Regions from separate parts of the Mus musculus genome. Here region 2 is linked to region 1. The links are chromatin loops, found by intact Hi-C in ENCODE. Cell type or tissue: left cerebral cortex. All regions are shown on one strand. Links, peaks and the distances in the headings refer to the core of each region. The heading gives the core; the rest is flanking DNA.

Region 1 (7,867 bases), core at 901-5,900:
AAACTGTGGGCACCATTATCAGACAAGTTTTATAAGTATAAAGGGGGAACAGGAAAATGACCAGTTCCAATATCTCTGAATTCATTACTTTGAACGAGAGCATACACTGTGTAGGGGTGGCAAAATAGAATACAAGCATCATGCAGTTTTCCCGCTCTAATAAAAAATATAGCAATCCAAACCAGCAATGAATGGATTCCAGACAGGGAATAGCCAAGTGCATCTATATGACTAGGCAAAGGGGCTTGACCTATGTTGACAAGTAGAATTTTAATAAATTCTACTTATACCGATTCTATTTCAATTTCTATTAAAAAAATTCTCTTGTAATTTATTTTTAAAAGTATCTTTCACATTTGAATTTTTAGGTTTTAAGAAACAATAATCACATGGTCTTTTGGCACCTGTTGAATTTTTTAAAAAGATGTTTTAAACCTAAATACTTTACAGGGGTATTTGTTTTAATCCTCCAGGTACTGGTCCATAAAAATGTAACTCCTTGCTAAAATCCTTATAGAACAATATAACATATAATAAAAGCAGTATACTCAAATCTGGGGAAACCTGAGAGACTCCATGTCTGCATGTGCCCTATACAGTACTCCAGAGTCACCGCCCTGAAATGGGCTGAGCAAAAGAAGCCTTTGGTCCCCGCCCACTTGAAGTTCTCAACCAGGTCCGATAAGAGCCTATAATAACACAGCGAATTCTTAGTTCACCAGCTTCCTACTGAAAGCTTGTAAGAATTTAACTATGTCTGGTCGCGGCAAGGGAGGAAAAGGCCTGGGCAAAGGTGGCGCTAAGCGCCATCGCAAAGTGCTGCGCGACAACATCCAGGGCATCACCAAGCCCGCCATCCGCCGCCTGGCCCGGCGCGGGGGAGTGAAGCGCATCTCCGGCCTCATCTACGAGGAGACCCGCGGTGTGCTGAAGGTGTTCCTGGAGAACGTGATCCGCGACGCCGTCACCTACACGGAGCACGCCAAGCGCAAGACCGTCACCGCCATGGACGTGGTCTACGCGCTCAAGCGCCAGGGCCGCACCCTCTACGGATTCGGGGGTTAAGGGACTAAAGCGATTTTCTTAACTGTTACAAAAGGTCCTTTTCAGGACCACTCACTGAATTCCTTAAAAAGCTGTGCATTTTGCTCCCTCACCCTTCCCCCACACTGGCAGCGGCCCTCACTAATAGCTTCAGCTTTAACTCAGGCTGTGGATAGTCAGCATAGTTGAGATTCCCCACCCCCACCCCTCCAGGCTGAATTTGTGCACAAAGTACAGCCTCACCTTGTACAAATTGTTAAAAGTAGGACACTTCAAGGCTCTTTTCTCAGGATTGGTTCAAGGACGGTTAAACAGTCTTGAAAACCTGGAATTTTGGGGAAAGGTGTTAGAACCTCTAGGTTCAACGACTCATTACCACCGCCTGAAAATAACCTTGGGTAGGTGAACAAAGGTAACCATCCAGATGAGAATTTACTAAAGAAACAGGCTCATCGGGTCCTGGAGGTAAAAACAATTGAGTAAAGAGTGAAGCTTTGATACACATGATGTTTTCTTGACCAGCCCTTTCAAACAGTTCATTAAAACAAATATTGACATAAAATCTACATCGTATTAATTACTACAGGTAATGCCAGGATAATATAAAATGTAAGGATGTGTAATACAGGTTATTTTGTATATACCACTGACACCATGTACAGGGCTTCAACATTTTCATATAGTGGTATGGGTCTTTAATTCTGTTCCCATGAATTTTGACAGTCGACTAAATAGTGAAACTAAATGAGATTAATGGCATAAAACACAATGTAGTGTAACATTTGTAGCGTGAAGAAACAAACTGATTTACATCCAAAACGAAGTTTTAGCCAACACACTACACACTGACCAACAGCTGTCATCCCAGTACTCCAGAAATGGATGCAGAAGTCAGCATATGTTCTGTGCCATTCAGAGACTCAGAAATGATAGTATATGCCAGTATGTGTTATATACTCTTAGTTCTTGGACCCTTTCATCAGCCCTAGAACTGCATCTTGTTAACAATGGAACACTAAAAAAAATACACAATTGTTGTTAATAGCACAGGGTAGAACTATTCAGGCATTTGTGATTAACTCTCTTTTCTGTAGCCTCTTTGTTAAAACACTTTTCTTCCTGCTATAACGCATAGGTACTGTAAAATAGTTTATGTTCAAATATAACTCCATGGCCTGCTTGAGATGCTAGAACCAACCATCTTGCTGCAGTGTCAAAATCTATAACAGTGTCTGCTTCTTGCCACTCAACATCCCAGCAGAATTAGAATTTTGCTCAAGTAATTCTGAGTTACCATACTAGTCACAATAAATAGTGCTGCCTTAAAAAACACAGTTCTCATTTCAAATAGAATTAAGAGATGTTTTACTTGAGAGCTAAATATGAATGCTCATGGCCTAGGAACACAAATTCAGATTCTTCCAAGTACTGTAGTTTGCTTTGGGAGTGTTCCATGACATTTTACTAGTTATACTTGACTTTTTTTAATATTATTGTTTTAGATGGTTTGCCTACATGTATTTCTGTGCCTCTTTTATGATTGGTACTCAGAGACCAGCAGTGGGAACTGGGACTCCTGGGACTGCAGTTACAAGAGATTTTGAGACACCATGTGGGTGCGGGTGCGGGTGCGGGTGCTAGGAATCAAATGTAGGTCCTCTGGAAGAGCAGCCAGTGCTCTTAACCACCGAACCATCTGTTCACTCTTCTTTTATCTTTTAAATTTTACATTTAAAAAATTATTTTGTGATCTTGTGTGTGTGTTAGTGTACACATACGAAAGCATACGTGTGGGTATCAGAGGATAACTTAGGAAAATTGAGTCTCTCCTTCTAGCTCCAAGAGCTTAAATTCAGGTCTTCAAGCTTGGCAGCAACTTTATCAGATAAATCATGTCACTGAGTTCTTTTGTCTTGGTATATAAATCATGTTAGCCTGGAACTTACTATGTAGCCCAGTCTCATCTTAAATTCATGACCTATATGAAGGGTTTTTAAAGTGAATATACATCATGAATCATTTTATGCACATCCCCAGGCAAAAGCCACACTATGGTGCTGCCATAATTAATTCCTCAATTAGGAATGACAATTGGTAATGTAAGGAAAAGTGAGAGGTTCCTATCCACAGTAGAGGTCCACCAAGGAGATATATATGTTAGGAATATTTTGGAAAAAGGCCAAGCCACCTTAAAGGCCCACGTGATTACTGCGATCCAAGATCTGCATCTACATGACATTTACTGCTCATGAGAATCCATTGTTTTCTGCTGGCCTCAGGGAGCGGCTGGCACATTACCTAATAGCAAAGAAATACCTCCCAAAGGAATTTAGAGGAGGGATAAAATGATCAATCACCATCAAGAGAGATCACATTTTCTTGTTCTTCTGTCTGCTCTCCTCCTGAAACTTTCCAGGATGTATTATCCATGAATTATATGCATTAGTTTAAGATGAAGCTATGCTGAATAGTTCATTTTTCTACCAGAAATTCACGGTTGGAAAACAGGAATTCCCAAATCAAGGAGAGATACTTAGACCTAGCTAATAGCGACAGGATGAGGTTCAAAACTCTCCTTTTTAAATGATGACTAAAATAAAGACAATCGAAAGAAAAAATACATAGACAACAAAACCACAAGAAGATGAAGATGGAGGAGGAAGGCAAAAAAGTGCCAGCAAGCTGGGTGTGGTGGTAAACAGTAATGCTAGAACTTGGGTGAAGGATCAAGTTGTCTAGGCCATTCATTGCAGGAAAAGTTATTTTCCTATTTTCAGTCACAAAGTGAGCTCACATCCCCTTCACCTGTGCTCTCAAACTGTCACTGCTTCACCCCAAAATTGTAGCAGCTTTCCTCAATCTGCCTACACTGGCCAATCACATTAACAAAAATCAGACTACAGGAAGCTATTCCAAGAACACCCCTGCCTTTACCAACCTTGGCCACGGGGTGAAGCTGTAAAGGGGGTCATGAAATGGAAGCTACTATACTTACACGGCATTAGAGTTCTCAAATACAATGCCATTTATCTTAGTTGTGTAATCACCATGTTAAGACATGAATCCGCTGGGACTCTGCCTGTTCTGAGAAAGAGAAACAAAACAAAACAAAAAACAATTTTTGCCATTGCATTGTTGGCAAAAAGGCCACATCTCAGGGCAAATGGTTGAGAATTATGAGGAATGTTTAGTTCTGCCTTACATGGACTTTACTTGAACCCCGCCCGGACTTACAGACGTTTTTAATGTGGTTAGATGAGAACCATGCTTAACTGCTTTCCTATCCCTCACTCAGGCTTTCCTCAAGGAACAGAGTTTAGCTGCGCACACTTAATAAGGCAGTATTTCTTTTCCAAGAAAATGGTGCAAACTTGACCTTACAATTCTCCAAAGGCACTCAAGGTTTATTTACTCAATTTCTCTATATTCTGAGATGCCCAAGCTGTTAGGTGGTTCAGTATTACAGCGCTTTTTCAGGGAATGTGGGCGGCCCTGAGAAGGGCCTTTGGTTAGAAAATACAAATTAAAAAAGTCTTAGCCGCCGAATCCGTAGAGGGTGCGGCCCTGGCGCTTGAGCGCGTAGACCACGTCCATGGCGGTGACGGTCTTGCGCTTGGCGTGCTCCGTGTAGGTGACGGCGTCGCGGATCACGTTCTCCAGGAACACCTTCAGCACACCGCGGGTCTCCTCGTAGATGAGGCCGGAGATGCGCTTCACTCCCCCGCGCCGGGCCAGGCGGCGGATGGCGGGCTTGGTGATGCCCTGGATGTTATCGCGGAGAACCTTACGGTGGCGCTTAGCGCCGCCTTTGCCCAGGCCTTTTCCTCCCTTGCCGCGACCCGACATGTCTTAGGAAGAATGGAAAATGGAGTCAGAGCTGAGAGTCGGTCCTTTATATAGCTGCTTGGCCTTGATCTCCCACCCCCAACAGAATCACACAAACGAAAACCCGCCCGCCGGACGGTGACGTCATAAACCCCGCCAATAAGACCTGGCGGGAAAGAACCGAAAGCGCCCGGGCGGGAAAGTGACGTCACAAATCCCTCCCATCAACCATGCCCCGAAAGCGCGCCGGCGGGAAAATGACATCACAAACCCCGCCCCTCAGCCAAGACCCGAAAGCGCGCCGGCGGGAAAGCGACATCACTGATCCCTCCTCTCAGCCATGCCGGGAAAGACGCAAAAGCCCGCCGGCGGGAAAGTGACTTCACAAATTCCGCCCCTCAGTCACGACCAGAAAGCGCGCCGGCGGGAAAGTGATGTCACATATCTCGCCCATCAGCCCCGCCCCGAAAGCCGGACGGCGGGAAAAGTGACATCACAGACCCCTCTCTGGATCGGAGCCCTATAAGGACCGAAAGCCTGCGAGTAGGTCACGTCAGAGATCCGACCTGTACACTTTACGCATATTCCACGGGTAAAACCAGACAATCAGTTGACCTATTTTGTACTTGATATCAACTTTGGGCTGTTATAAACTCAAGTTTTGGGGAATATCCACCGTTATAGACACTAGGGAATATATAGGTTCGTTTAAGGATGGAGTAAATTACAGCCATTTTACTTGAAATCGTGTGTGGCTCTGAAAAGAGCCTTTGGTTAATTCCGTAGAACTGTACGGAACTGTACAATTACGCCCTCTCCCCGCGGATGCGGCGGGCCAGTTGGATGTCCTTGGGCATGATGGTGACACGCTTGGCGTGGATGGCGCACAGGTTGGTGTCCTCAAACAGACCCACAAGGTAGGCCTCACAGGCCTCCTGCAGAGCCATGACGGCCGAGCTCTGGAAGCGCAGGTCGGTCTTGAAGTCCTGCGCGATCTCGCGCACCAGGCGCTGGAACGGCAGCTTGCGGATCAGCAGCTCGGTCGACTTCTGGTAGCGCCGGATCTCGCGCAGCGCCACGGTGCCGGGACGGTAGCGGTGAGGCTTCTTCACGCCGCCGGTGGCCGGGGCGCTCTTGCGGGCGGCTTTGGTGGCTAGCTGCTTGCGCGGGGCCTTGCCGCCGGTGGACTTGCGAGCGGTCTGCTTAGTACGAGCCATAGCAAAAACTAGAAAGCAAGCTGGTGAGCACTTGGAGATGGTGAGTTCAGAACTACTATTTATAGTATGCAAAGGATAGTGATTGGATGAAAATACTGGTTATCTGTGACGTTTAAGACTCTGATTGGTTTATGTTTAAGAACTGCAGTTGAGGCTAAGGTAGTCTGCCGCGGTACTTATTTTTGTATGTGTGTGTTTTAAAGTAAATGGAATAAAATTCCAGTGACTGTTATCTTCTACAGCACATCTGCTTCCAAACACATTGCAGCTTGGACTTAGTGGCATTGAAGAATAGAGAACAATCTTGTTATCTTCATTATTGAAATGTAACAATGTGACTTCTACATTGAAGGAGAGTAGGCCAGATTCTACCTTTTGATTGGTTTACTGCCTTTCGTAAATAGCCACTAAAACAGCAGATTTAGAACTCTTCATTTGCGTGGAAAGTCTCCATTTTGTTGCAACCCACACTGTAAAGAAATGGAGAGAAACATGGGAGTAAAAGTACAGACGTCTGACTCGGGTTATTCTGAGCATTTCTTCATTAAATGGCTGTACTTGTATGGATGCTTTGAGTTCTTGCATTTGGAGCTTGAATTTTCAAAATACTTTCACGCATTTTTGGCCAGATATCACTGATACGTTCGAAAACAATTTTTTAACTATAAACTATAGAAATCGTCATACCATGTTAGGATTGCACTTTTAAATTCTTTAAAAAAAAAAATGGGCAAGACTTTCCCAGAGCTATTGTGTACTTGCATATCCTGGGAAAAGTCGTGTCCTGCCTTTTCTCTTTTTATTTGAGCCACTACTGGCTCACAATATGAAATCACTGTCGCAAGCTGACACTCCTTAAAAGAACACTAAGCCTCTTGCATAACTAAAATATAAAGTAACGATACATTGCTCCCATTACTGCCAAGAATCAATACTGAAACCCGCAGAGAAGGCCCACAAGCTGGCTTTCTGGGTTTTAATTGACTAATTTACAGCCACCTTTCACTAGTTGAGCTCCTTTTTGATAGGCATCTACCACTTTCTGATGATAAAACAGGAGAGTACAAGGAGAATCTGCTGTGGTTGAAATTCCACCTCAAGCAGCCAGCCGGAGAAGTTTTGAGGCCGCCTCCTCTACCTGCAAAAACACGAAGCTAGGTCGGTGGAATCGCAAAGGAGTTAGTTTCTGAAATCTTGCAGGCAGACAGGCGCACGGGAGGCGGGGCCTTAGGGTCCAGGGGGCGGGCGTTAGCATTCACCAATCACAGCACAGCACTGCTCTATAAATACTCCGTGCAGGGGCCTTGTCTTTCTACTTCTTTTCTTCGTCTTGGGTATAGCTGTTGTTTATTCATCAGCAACCATGTCGGAGACGGCGCCAGTCGCTCAGGCTGCTTCTACTGCCACGGAGAAACCTGCTGCTGCAAAGAAGACCAAGAAGCCGGCAAAAGCTGCCGCTCCTCGGAAGAAGCCCGCGGGACCTTCGGTGTCGGAGCTCATCGTGCAGGCAGTTTCTTCTTCCAAAGAGCGCAGTGGCGTGTCCTTGGCCGCGCTCAAGAAGTCGCTGGCTGCGGCGGGATACGATGTGGAGAAGAACAACAGCCGCATCAAACTGGGGCTGAAAAGCCTGGTGAATAAAGGCACACTGGTGCAGACCAAGGGCACCGGCGCTGCTGGCTCTTTTAAGCTGAACAAGAAGGCTGAGTCCAAGGCCATCACCACCAAGGTGTCAGTGAAGGCGAAAGCATCCGGGGCTGCTAAGAAACCTAAGAAGACTGCTG
Region 2 (7,867 bases), core at 1,718-6,717, 180 kb before region 1:
AGGCAAGGAAATAGGAAGTTGGAGACTAATCTGGGATACAAACAAGTTTAGATTTTATCTGGATTAGTAACGTTGTCTTTAAAAAAAAAAGGAAAGAAAGAAAAGGATAGAAAAGTCACTTTCTAAGAGCACTTTCTTCTCTTGCAGGGAACTCTTGTGTGTTTCCGTGCCCCGGGAGCCATAGTAGTTGCTTATATTTCCTGGGGGATCCTGTGCCTCTGGTCTCCCATGAGACCTGCAAATCTTGTGTATATATCTACCAAACACAGACATGACTATGCACAAATAAAAATAAATATGCAAAGGAGGAATGAAAATCCTGAGGAAGGACAATGTTAATTTTTACTCTGGATTGCCACAGCTTCAGGAGTTTCATATGTCTTGCTCCAGTGTTTAATCAAAGAGCCCCAAAACATTGTGCTGGATATATTTTGTCCACACTTGACTCACACTAAGGTCACTTGAGGGGAAGGAAGCTCATCTAAAGAAATACTTTTATCAGAATACATTGTAGGCCAGTCTGTAAGACATTGTCTTGATGACTGGCGTGTAACAGCACAGTTCATGAGAGGTGCTTCTCTCTGGCACATGGCCCTGTGTTTACCCTGAACAAACTATTAGCAGCTTTCCTCCACGATCTCTGATTCTAGTTCTGTCTCCAAATTCCTGTCTTGAATTTCTGCCATGACTTCTCTCAATGAGGGATTATGATGGGGAAATGTTGGTCAAATAAACCCTTTCTTCCACAAATTTATATTGGTCATTGTAAAATACAATACAAACTAATATAGCCTTCATCAAAGACTTTGAGTCTTTCGGAGAGTTGAGAGGCAACATAATGTCTAAAAAAATTCTATCCATATATATGTATATATTATACATACATGCATATGTATCTTATTCTATCTATCTATCAATCTGTTTTGTTTTGTTTTGTGCTTTGTTTTTTCTGACACAGGGTTTCCTTGTGTAATAGTCCAGGCTGTGCTGAACTTGCTTTGTATACCAGGCTGGCCTCAAACTCACAGAGATCCTTCTTCCTCTGTCTCCTCAGTGTGATCAAAAGTGTGCACCAACATGCCTGGATGTCTGCTTATGTTTTAAATTGTGAGCTCTCTAGTAAATCACACATTCTACAGTTTGTAGACTCTAAGCAACTACTTGGTTTTCCATTGAGATTTACTTTAAGAAACAAAGGTCTGCTTTGTATTTTAACAAGTGTGCTTTTTTGATAATTTACCACAGGCATCTCAGTAACGGATACCCATCACTTTCTGATCAGAAAATTCTATTGGATCAGACTAATTATTTTAACGGATTTTGGTTGACTATTTGGAGGTTGGCTTTACTTTCGGATTTCCCAAGTTCAAAATCTTTCTTTTCTTCTTTTTTTTTTTTTTTTTAAGTTGAATATTTTCTACATTCAAAATCTTTCCTTCCTTCCTTCCTTCCTTTCTCCCTCCCTCTCCTCTTCTCTCCTCTCCTCTCCTCTCCTCTCCTCTCCTCTCCTCTCTTCTCCTCTCCTCTCTTCTCTTCTCTGTTTTCTTCCCTCAGTCCCTCCCTCCTCTCTCTCTTTTTCTTTCTTTCTTTCTTTCTTTCTTTCTTTCTTTCTTTCTTTCTTTCTTTCTCTCTCTCTCTCTCTCTTTCTTTCTTTCTTTCTTTCTTTCTTTTTTTCTTTCCTCCCTCCCTTCCTTCCTTCCTTCCTTCCTTCCTTCCTCCCTCCCTCTCCTCTTCTCTCCTCTCCTCTCCTCTCCTCTCCTCTCCTCTCCTCTCCTCTCTTCTCTTCTCTGTTTTCTTCCCTCAGTCCCTCCCTCCTCTCTCTCTTTTTTTTTCTTTCTTTCTTTCTTTCTTTCTTTCTTTCTTTCTCTCTCTCTCTTTCTTTCTTTCTTTCTTTCTTTCTTTTTTTCTTTCCTCCCTCCCTTCCTTCCTTCCTCCCTCCCTCCCTCCCTCCCTCCTTTCTCTCTCTCTCTCTCTCAAAGAAAACAAGAAATGCATTTAACAGTCATCTCCAGAGAGTAGCTGGGATTCCATAGACCAATGTACTCTTCCCGTTGTCAGAAAGGCTTTGCTACTCCATTTTCTGTGGTCATATTTGGACCTTACTGGATTTTCCTTTTTTTGTATGGAAAACAGTAATGGTGCCACCCTTTTCTAACATGGCTCTTCCATTCTTGTTTTTATCACCAAATGCAAGCCATCACATTTGGTGTGTTTTTCAGAAAATTCATGTTTATCTGTCATTATTTAGGCTTCCCACCAGTTGTGATTGTACTGGGACAGGAGGTAGAGTGGAGAGTGAAGCTGAGAAGACCCTGTCCCCCCCAAGGATGAAAATTTAGCATATGGAAAAAAAGATTGTTATTTGTCACTCGGAGGAGAATGATTCTGTAAAGTCTGAAGATGGCCTCAAAAATTTATCACTTGGGAGATTGGGAATACCAGTGAGACTGAACTGTAGGAAACTGTAAACCAATAAATATGTAATGGCACAGTGAGAAAGCCCCTGCTATTCAGATGATCCTGGAGCTATTTATGAGAGACAAAACCTCATTTCTTTGGATAGTCAACTTTTTGCTCTGGGTGGCTTCCTTCCTTGAATGTATACTCCTTAAAAAACTATTCTGACTTTTAATGCAACTGTGTATCTCTGTTCAACTTTTTGTTCTTGGACAGAAAAATGTGGGATCTTTGGGAAATCTACTTGTATTGACCTAGGTAGATAATTCATGTCAGGTATGATAATTCTGCTCATGAGAAAATGAAGGATTATGAAAATTCCTATAATCTTTCATGTTTGGGAGATTTACCAATACAGAAGAAAGAACAACACGTTTCAATGATAGGAGTAGACATTAAAAGATCCATATACTCATAAGGCATATGGATGTGACAATTAAATTAGGATGGCACCCTCATACCTTGCAAAGCAGAGTGGAAGGAGGGTTCAGTAAGGACTGTGCCTCCAGTGCTCTCGGGTCTAGTTTGAAAGATTTCAAAGCTGATTTAAGAGGAATATCTAGTTTTACACAGAGGTTATTGGCCCATGACCTTAAAAACATATCCCCATTATTAAAGACACAGACTTGATTTAATCTCTGTAAGGTTTCACATCTACCCCTAAGAGGACTAAAATTATGTTTGCTATTTATTTCTCTATAAAAAACCTGTAAGAATAATTGAAAGACAAAAATAGTCATTTCCAAACTCTTGGACATCTCTAATAGATCATTTTAAGGAACACAATTTCATTTCTACAAGCATGGAGTCCACTCCTCCCCCATCCCCATCCACCAACAAAAGCTTATATAGCTCAGCCTATCCTCAAACTCACTATGTTCCTGAGAATTATCTATACCTGACCTTCCTGCTTCAACCATCCTATGCAGTGCTGGAATTACAACAGTGCATTGCCACCAGCCCATTGTAGTCCCCAAGATCAAACCCAGGGTTTTTATATGCATCAAGCACTTCACCCAGTAAATATTCACATGCAGTTTTAATGTTTCTCTATGAATCTCCAGAAACTCAGAGTCTTTGAATTCTGTGGCGCTCTTCTTGAAGAGTGATTCTAAAACATTGCTTTGGGTCATCCACTCATTCACAGAGCAGAAGAAACTGTTCTTTTCCTTTCTAGAAGAGTAATGCAGATGTGGAAAACAATACAGCATGAGTATTTACTGTATTAGCATTTTATGGAAGTATTTGGTTAGATATTAGTGTGTGACTCTTCATTAGTACATGAAACCACCAAATCCTTTGACTAAGAACTGTCAGTGTGAGGTGGGGGTGCATGCATGATATTTTGAGGTACATATAACTATGATGTGCTAAGGATAATAGATTTTCTGTGCAATGTTTATTAACTAAAAAACATACATGCAAGAAATCCTGAGATTCAGTGAAAGCATAGTAAACATAAAGAGCAGCCCCTTTCCCCCATCCCTGTTCCCAGAGCTCCTGATGTCTATGTGTAATTCAAGCAGAAGGCCCACACCTTTGGGATGCATATCCTTTACATCTTCTAATCTTTCAGCGCTACAGTCCTGTAACATTTTGAGGTTTTACTTCCCCCTGGTCAGCCTGAATGCTAAAAAAAAAAAGTTCAGATTCTTAGGCATACGTACCTAAGTCAATAAAAAGTCTCAGAACAGGAAATAGTAAGTGTTCTTAAAATTGTACTTAAAACCTTGGATTCAGTGGTCCTAAACCTTCCTGATGCTGGGACCCTTTACTACAGCACCTCATGTTGTGGTTACCCTCACCCATAAAGTTATTTCACTGCTGCTTAACTGTAATTTTGATACTGTTATGAATTGTAATGTAAATATCTGAAATAATACGGGGGGTGTCCCGATTTATAGGTTCACGAGACTAATAACATTACTTTCTATTTGGTCTGATAAAAGACAAATTTCTTTTTTCACAATACATAAATTGTCACTCTTGAGGGCAATGTGTTGAATTTTCAACTGCTGGCTCTGCTCTTGTCTTAGGACCCGCCTTGTCTCCTCAGCCTTTTCATAGGATAAACGCCAGAAGGGCGGGAATTGACCATGGTTCACGCCCCCTTCCCTTCAGGTTTTCAAACAGGTCCGCATTGGTATTATAAAAGCCAGGAAGGCCGCTTGTTACAGTCACTGGCTAGTGAGCTTCCTTCCTAGTTTGCTAACATGTCTGGACGCGGGAAAGGCGGCAAGGGTCTTGGTAAGGGTGGTGCTAAGCGCCACCGCAAAGTTCTGCGCGACAACATCCAGGGCATCACCAAGCCCGCCATCCGCCGCCTGGCCCGGCGCGGAGGAGTGAAGCGCATCTCCGGCCTCATCTACGAGGAGACCCGTGGTGTGCTGAAGGTGTTCCTGGAGAACGTGATCCGCGACGCCGTCACCTACACGGAGCACGCCAAGCGCAAGACCGTCACCGCCATGGACGTTGTCTACGCGCTCAAGCGCCAGGGTCGCACCCTCTACGGATTCGGCGGCTAAACGTACTCATTTATTTTTCTTCACCCAAAAACCAAAGGCCCTTTTCAGGGCCACTACCTTCTCACTTAAAGGAGCTGCTCTTAGGTGGTTTTCTGGAATGGGGTGGGTGCTGGGACTGGCTCGATACATAGTATCTGTTTAGGCAGGTCCACCTGTCTATCTTCAGTATTGATAGCCTAAAAGCAGGCCTGTTGTCTCATTCTTTAATGCTGACATTCTCAGGAGAGGGCTGAGGGTCAGTCAAGATCCTTTTTTCCAAGTCCCTTAAGGTATAGATGCTATCCTGTCTCAAAACCAAACCCTCTAATCAATCCAGGCCTTGGAAACCTAGGAACACTGAATTATGTTCAAGTTTTCTAACCTGGAGCTTTCTACAATTTCTTCCCCTCCCTCCTTTCATTCTTTCCATGTATTCTGTGTAATAGCCCTGGCCTGGAACTTACTCTATACACCAGGCTCACAGATATCTTCCTACCTCTGCCTCCCACGTACTGGGATTAAAATCGTGGTCCACCACACCCAGCTTTCTCTAACTTCCTAATCTGTAAAATAAGCACCAGAGATTGACGTGTAAATCTTCTATCTATTCCTCAAGGAAAACTTCATATGGTCCAGGACTTCATTAACTTTCGTCAGCATTATCAGTTGTTCCCAAAGAGTCACCAGAGAAGAAACATCAGTGTCTGCTAAGAACTTAAAAAATTTTTTTTATTTGTGTTTATATATTTCTTACCTTTATATACACTTTAGGGACTAAACTCAGGCCACCAGGCACACGGAGCACATGCTTTAGCTGTCCCTCCAGCCCTTCCCTCCAAGAATTAAAAAAAAAAAAAAAAAAGACCCAGACCTTGTAGTCAATAAAAACTTGGGTAAATATCTTCAGTATTTAGCTTCAGACCCTGGGACAAGTTAACATATTTTACATATCAAAGCGGACCTGGTCTCCAGGTTCTCCCAGCTTCCCACAGTCCCTATCTGGCACACCCTGCCCCCAACCCTGAAATTTCTAGCCCAGGGGATGGGCTGCCCTTCCCCCAGAGGCTCTTCCTTATGTAATTCAGACATTTTGGTCTTTCTGCTTTTTCTTTCCTCCCACATTTCCCCTTCTCTTCTCTCCTGGTGTATACCCCTTCTCTCTTTCTTTCCTCCAACCTCTGCCCATGGTGACTTCCCTGGCCTTGGGGCCAGTGAATTCTTCTGAGAGCAGCTTCCCAATAAACCTGCCTTTAATATAATCCAATCTGGCTTGAATCAGCTTATTTAGCTGGAGGAGAAGTAACTTACCAATCGATATGTCCTTCAACAAGCTCAACAGTCAATACTCACATCCACTTTTCTTTTGTTTTTCTATCTATTTTAAAGTAGAATCTTCTCTGTAGGCTGGCCAAGCCTCAATAGGAAGCTTAGGTAGAGAAAATTTGCACACAACAGAAACTGGAGGTGTCATGGGGAATTTCAACCAGTGGGAAAAGATTGAAAAACAAAACAATAACCAGAGAGGAACTGTATGAGGGTGGGCTTTTTGTTTTGTTTTGTTTTTCAGACAGGGTTTCTCTTTGTAGCCCTGGCTGTCCTGGCAGGCTGTCCTGGAACTCAGAAATCTGTCTGCCTCTGCCTGCTAAGTGCTGAGATTAAAGGTGTGTGCCACCACTGCCTGGCATGAGGTTGGGCTTTATGGAGAGGTAGTGAGTACTACTGTACTGCAATTCTGGTTTGAAGATCAGTGGGGATGGCTGAAAGGCTCTGAGCACACTCAATCAGGAATGCTTTAATAAGGAACACAACAGCAGGCATGGGAGTACACATTTCAGTGCACAGCAGGTTCAATCAGGAATGCTTTAATAATGAACAGTACAGCAGCAGGCTTGGAGGTACACATGCCAGTGCACAGCAGACAGTCAGGCTGAAGTCTATGAGGCCAGCTTGGTTTAGTGAGTTTCATACTTTGTCCCAAGAAACAAACAAACCAACAAATCACAAACAAGAAAGGAGGAACACTACAAGTTGTAGAGATCTACACCTATAATTGCATATTTAGAAGGGTGAAGCAGAGAGTTTTAGTTTGGGTTTCATAGTTGAATTACAGGGTAGCCAGGGCTACAGACTGAAATCTTGTTACAAAGAAAACAGCTAAACAAAACAAAGGGAAACAAAATATTACCATGAAGGTTTAACTCTTCACAAGGAAGTTTCAGTATTGTTTCTAAAGTAACTGTGAGTAAAGTTGACTTGTAATTAAAAAAAAAAAAACCGTTAAAAAAAACCCACATTGTGTGTGTGTGTTCTATTTGCTCTGGGATGTCTGTAGGTCAGAGGACCTATTTTGTAGGTGCTAGGGGACATACTCAGGTGTTCATTTTTGGTGGCAAAACACTTTACACAGTGAGTAGCCTCTTGGAGTACAGTTGCAATTTTGTTACTTTAAAGTGGATAGTTTCTTTGTATTTATTTTGAAAGCTTAGGAAGGATGTTGCATAAAGGCACTTTACCCAGCTTCAGAAGGGAGCCATGGTAGAGGCTGGATGGAGGCAAGACTAGCTCTGGAACTGGGCCTTTAGTTCCATCCCCAATACCTGTGATACTTCCAACACCCAGCACTTCCTGATACTTCTACTTCCTACTTTTTCTCTCTCACAAGATTGAGTCAGGGTCCCTCCCTGCTGGACCAAGAGCTCAAACTCAGAAGCTGTAAACTCCAGAGCCTGGCAGATTAAAGAGATGGGAGTGCCCAGAGCCACATCTAACATTCCACAGCCTTAATTGCAAAGAAAGTGATGTGGCTAAATTCTAGGAACTGATTTTTTTTTTTCCAGGTCTCTTTACAAAAACGAGTCAGGAGAGGGTTTTGGGAATTTTCTTGGTGTTAAAAAAACTACCCAGCA

The links. A loop is a pair of places that touch in the nucleus more often than their neighbours do. Peaks named below come from ENCODE experiments on the same cell type or tissue, not always from the same donor. Only the 100,000 strongest peaks of a DNase experiment are listed, where the experiment ranks them.
Region 2: a loop joins it to region 1, with 4 times the contacts of the local background. A loop is called at or near these places in 5 of 42 quality-filtered maps.

The regions. Positions count from the first base shown.
Region 1 is chr13:23,756,268-23,764,134 of GRCm38, forward strand. It overlaps H4c2 (H4 clustered histone 2), which reads left to right and starts at 670. Exons shown (of 1, transcript NM_178193.2): 1 at 670-1,119. The coding sequence starts at 754. The coding sequence ends at 1,065. H4c1 (H4 clustered histone 1) reads right to left here and starts at 4,982. Exons shown (of 1, transcript NM_178192.2): 1 at 4,528-4,982. The coding sequence starts at 4,890. The coding sequence ends at 4,579. It overlaps H3c1 (H3 clustered histone 1), which reads right to left and starts at 6,119. Exons shown (of 1, transcript NM_013550.5): 1 at 5,618-6,119. The coding sequence starts at 6,086. The coding sequence ends at 5,676. H1f1 (H1.1 linker histone, cluster member) reads left to right here and starts at 7,401. Exons shown (of 1, transcript NM_030609.3): 1 at 7,401-7,867. The coding sequence starts at 7,450. In left cerebral cortex, for the core only: a CTCF peak has its summit at 3,978; DNase peaks (open chromatin) are centred at 5,097 and 5,786; H3K4me3 peaks cover 2,129 bases; H3K27ac peaks cover 2,548 bases.
Region 2 is chr13:23,576,932-23,584,798 of GRCm38, forward strand. H4c4 (H4 clustered histone 4) reads left to right here and starts at 4,637. Exons shown (of 1, transcript NM_175654.3): 1 at 4,637-5,038. The coding sequence starts at 4,671. The coding sequence ends at 4,982. H2bc6 (H2B clustered histone 6) reads right to left here. Exons shown (of 2, transcript NM_001177653.1): 2 at 6,739-7,867. In left cerebral cortex, for the core only: no CTCF peak of the experiment used is centred there; a DNase peak (open chromatin) is centred at 4,598; H3K4me3 peaks cover 1,132 bases; H3K27ac peaks cover 1,435 bases.